Regions from separate parts of the Mus musculus genome. Here region 2 is linked to region 1. The links are chromatin loops, found by intact Hi-C in ENCODE. Cell type or tissue: gastrocnemius. All regions are shown on one strand.

Region 1 (2,500 bases):
TACCCACTCGACTTTAAGTTCCACTAAACCCGACACAGAAAGTACAGAGGGGTCCTGAAGATCCCAGCGAGCAGGAAGAGTAGTTCACTTCCCTCAGCACGGCCCCTGTGCCAAAGCCACTGACATCCACAGAACACCCTCAGTGCAGGAAGCTGCCCCCACTCAGAACACACTCTCCTTAAGGAATGAGGACAGCAGCCTGCCTGCTCCCTACAGCCCTCTATGGAGCAGTGATGCTGGAGCTATGGAATGTTCCCGTTCCCGGCAGCATCAGGGACCACGGGGAGGAGATAGGCTGTCACTGTGCACTGTTGCAGACAGCAAATCATACATACCTCTAGGCTCCAGACTCACCAGTGGTTTATCTTCCTAGTTCATTGCAAGATTTCAGGTGTCTGTGGGCTGGGAATGTAGCCCGGTGGTAAACCACTTTCCTATTATGCACGAGAAGCTAAACCTAACACTGCAAAAAAAAAAAGTAAAAATAAATATTTTTATAAGTGCCCATGTGCACTCTATGAGGTTAGACAAGGTAGACAAGAAATAAACTGGAGGCACTGGGGAGATGGTTCCGTCATTAAGAGCCCATGCTGTACACCCATGAGGACCTGGGTTTAGATCTCAGCACCCACATAGCCAGCCAGATAAGTCCCATGAGTACCTGTGACCCTCCTGTTGTTGGGACAAAGACAAGAGGATTTCTGGGGCTTGCCAGCTACCAACCTTGCTGAAAAACACAAGCTCCAGGTTCAAGGAGCAACCCTACCTCCAAGGAGGCTCCCACGCATACACAGGTGTGAATGCCAGCAAGCACATGCATACATGTGCATCTGCTGCATGTACACGCGCACCCCACACACACACATGCAAGGGGAAATGAAAGTAGCAGGTCAGAGGTGACAGCTGGATCTCAGGTGAGATCCACAGCCTCTGACAAGCTGCTGCTGCTTGCTTGCTGGTGTTGGGGACAATTCATCTCTTTGGCCTCGATTTTCTCACCTATAAAATGGGAATCCTAGTGACAGCTCCTGTCCCACTGGGATGTTATGAGAATTAAGTGAAATAGTCACTAAAGCCAAGTGAGTATGCCATGAAAAGTCATCTTTACTGCTTACTGCAGTTCAGAAAGGGGCCCACCAGACAGTATCTGAAACCTGAGGCAGTAGGGTAGCAAGCTCAAGGCCACAAGCTAGTTCCAGTCCAACATGAGCTACACAATGACAACCTGCCACAAGGAAGGGAGGGAGGGAGGGAGGGAGGGAGGGAGGGAGGGAGGGAGGGAGGGAGGGAGGGAGGGAGGGAGGGAGGAAGGAAGGAAGGAAGGAAGGAAGGAAGGAAGGAAGGAAGGAAGGAAGGAAGGAAGGAAGGAAGGAGAGAAGGAAGAAAGAGAGAAGGAGGAAGTAAAGATAGAGGCAGGAGGGACAAAGGGATGCAGAAAGGGAAGGAGAGAAACCTCAGACTCCCCCGGAGAAGTTTTCTCTAATTTAGACACACACAGAGACACACACACACTCACAGACTCACAGATACACACAGACATACAGAGACTCACAGTCATACACAGAGACAGACACACAGGGGCACAGAGACGCACACAGGCATATACAGGACACACACACAAGCATACACCTGCATACACACAGACTCACAGATATACACACAAAGACAGACACACAGACACAGAGATACACAGAGACACACGCAAACACAGACATATACTCACACAGAGATATACATACATACAGACACACACACACACTTTCCTCAATTTAAGGCAGCACACTCCACCCTTCTGTCACTAGGAGACTCCTCTCTACTTTGTCACAGAAACATTCCCGTCGAATTCCACCATCTCTCCTCTTTCCCATAAAAACAGTCGACTCGGGGGCTGGAGAGATGGCTCAGCAGTTAAGAACATTGACTGCTCTTCCGAAGGTCCTGAGTTCAAATCTCAGCAACCACATGGTGGTTCACAACCATCTGTACAAGATCTGATTCCCTCTTCTGGAGTATCCGAAGACAGCTACAGTGTACTTACATAGAGTAAATAAATAAATCTTTTTTTAAAAAACTGTCAATTCAAATCCTTGTGTGTGTTCTGTATTAATGAGAAGGACTTGGCTATTAGAATCAGCCCCTAAGCTCAATGGCTTGACACAATGAAGACTGAGTTCTCACTCATAGGCCCCTATGAGTTAAGGCTGGGGGTGTCACAGTCCACAAAGTCATTCAGGAACTCGAGGCTTATTACTATAATCTTTCAGGGCCTTGAAGTTCCCACCCAGGGCCCTCCAAATTCAAGTTGAAAAGAGAGGGTGGACATAGGAATAATTAGGGAGGGAGAGACAGAGATAGAGACAGGCAGGCAGATGGGACCACATAGCTGATCTGTCCTTTTAGCCCATCTTCTAAAAGCAGACCTCATCTCATGGCCCTATCTTATTGTGAGAAATTATAGCCTCTCTGGGTGGCCAAGAAGGAAATGAAACCCATTTGATGA
Region 2 (2,500 bases), 210 kb before region 1:
CTAAAAACACATTCTAGTTACTTGGCAGCTAATACTTCTCCCATCTCAGGCAGGAAGAAAAGCGTAAAGACCATGGGGCATGCCAACATACAGAAAAAACTGATTTAAAGTGCAAAATTGAGTCCTTATTTGGGTTATAAAACCAGGGCACTGGAAATAGTAAACACAAAACAAAATAAAACCTAAACTGAATTCTGCAGCAGCATGCCCTCCAGGCCAGCCTAAGTTAGAACTTCTGTCCAACATGAAAAGAGAAAGAAGAATGCTCTTGAGTGGCCAGACAGCTTGGTAACTCTCTTTCTGCCCTCCCCTCAGAGAAGAGACTTGCCCCAAATATGATTATCCAAGGGCAGGGCAGCTGTAATTCCTGAAGAGAACATGCCACAGATGGTTCAAGTTGGCATCCGTCCTCCATGGCTTGCAGGGATAGACCCAGTTCCTTCTCCCTAAGAGCTTGGTTAAACAGGTTAGTTGGGCAGTGGAAACCCAAGCTTGATTGACAGAGCTCATTGAGGTTCAGAGTAGCCTACAAGATGAGCAGAAGGACCACTGCCTGGCTGACCACAGAGACCTCGCTGGAAAGGGTAGTGGATATAGACACAAATGACTCTCCCACTCCTCCCTGGCCTCTGGAACCACCCTTTCCCCAGGGCCCGCCCACTCTCCATACTCACTCCCACTCCTTGCGCCGGGCCTGCGGGGTGCTCTGCATCTTGTGTGCCTCGTGGGCCTTGATGATGTCCCGCTGCTCGATGAGCCCCCCTCGCCTCCGCTTCATGACCTCTGGGCTCACAGGAAGGAAGGGGCTGGAGCCTGCATCCAGCGTGGTGCTGCCCTCCCAGCCCGGGCCCTCGCCTTCCTGCACCGGGAAGAAGTTGTCGAAGCCGGCCACCGCGGAGCGCGGGGAAGCAGGCAACATGCCCACCTCGTCGGAGGCATTGGCCTCGAGCAGGGCGCACTGCTGCGGCCGCCATGCCTCCTCATCAGGCAGAGCCAGGACGTGGCGGCGCCTGCCAGCAGCCCCGGGCTCAGGGCTCCCTCCTGTAGCCGGGCACAGGGTGGGCTCGGGCAGCCTTCGGCCTGGGCTCAGTCCACGCATCTCGGGCACCATCACAGAACATTGCTCTGCCAGGAAAAGGGTGGGCAGAGACAAAGGGTGGGGAGGAGAAGGAGGAAGAGGAGGAGGAGGGAATGAAGGATCATGGGCACGGGGAAATAGAGAAGAGAAAAAGATTAATGACACGGCCCCTCAAAGCTCAATAATGCTTCCTAGGCCTGGCCAAGAAACTGGCACATAGGCCGAGCTTGGTAAAAGATGCTAAAATCAGTAGTGTTGACTCTAAACTAGTCTGGGTACCAGATTCACAGAGTTGCAGAGTTTAAGCAAAGAAGATTCACTCCTACCATGAGATTCAAGTCCAGTGCAGATGACAGAGGTTCCATGATTACAGATACTCCTCCTCTAACGACGACTGGACTACCACCCAATAAACCCATTGTTAGGAGAAAATATTGCAAAGTAAAATAGCATTTAAAGTCTAAGTCACTGAACATCGCGGCCTAACAACACAGTACACTGTACAGTGAGACAGGTTTCCCACATGATTTTGGGGCTGGGAAGTGAGGCTCACTCACTGCCCAGAACCATAAGAGGAACATACCAAGAGCCCTGGAAAGATCAAAATTCTAGAAATGAAGTACATTTTCTACAAAATATGTGTGGCTTTCACACCACCATTCAAAAGAGGCCATCAGTATGTACACAGGAGACAAACATTCCAGTACCTTCTATAAGGAGGCACCGCCATCTCAGGTGGGCAGCAATGTGGCTAAATGAAAAGAATCCTCATCACCCCTATTCCAGGTTCCCAGCTCCTCTGCCCTCTTGGCCACCTGACTCCCTGGCCAGCACAAAGTAGGCATGTCTTTTGTCTAGGTTCCTGCCTTTCTTATGATACACACATCCACCTCAACACACAGAGAACATTATAGATCCAGATGCTCTAATGACTCCCTGAAGCTGGATTCTCCTATTCCAGACCAAGGAGAATATAGTCAAATTCACTTTAGAAAGAGTGCTTGCCATATGCCAACCACCAGGTACCAAGCATCTCATAATGAGCCAGACATGGTCCATGTCATACCCATTGGGACACAGAGGAACACTGACTCTTGTCACACGGCATGATGGGCTGGGACTGATGTAAGTCTGATGTCTGTAAGTTCTCAGAGGAGGGCCACATTATGTACCCGGTGTAACCAGGAGAGTTGTATAGAAGGGCAGGACCTTGAAGCTAAGCATGGACAGATCTCTCTGGGTAAGCACCAGGAGATGGGGGCCAGGAGATAAGGATAGGGAGATTCATAGGTAAAAGGAAGAACATATATGCACAGAGGAGGACTCAAGGAACCCAGAGGATGTGTGTGGTGGTTTGAATGTGCTTGGCCCACGGGAAGTGGCACCATAAGGAGCTATGGCTTTGTTGGAGTAGGTGTGGCC

Evidence for each region. A loop is a pair of places that touch in the nucleus more often than their neighbours do. Peaks named below come from ENCODE experiments on the same cell type or tissue, not always from the same donor. Only the 100,000 strongest peaks of a DNase experiment are listed, where the experiment ranks them.
Region 2: a loop joins it to region 1, with 4 times the contacts of the local background. A loop is called at or near these places in 2 of 42 quality-filtered maps.

Annotation. Positions count from the first base shown.
Region 1 is chr1:155,010,965-155,013,464 of GRCm38, forward strand. Gm41977 (a long non-coding RNA gene) reads right to left here. Exons shown (of 3, transcript XR_878618.2): 3 at 1-463. Among named protein-coding and RNA genes, the nearest start is that of Gm41977, 8.9 kb to the right of the region's middle. In gastrocnemius, no CTCF peak of the experiment used is centred here; no DNase peak of the experiment used is centred here.
Region 2 is chr1:154,798,574-154,801,073 of GRCm38, forward strand. It overlaps a transcript of Cacna1e not described here. Among named protein-coding and RNA genes, the nearest start is that of Gm51649, 13 kb to the left of the region's middle. In gastrocnemius, no CTCF peak of the experiment used is centred here; DNase peaks (open chromatin) are centred at 401 and 950.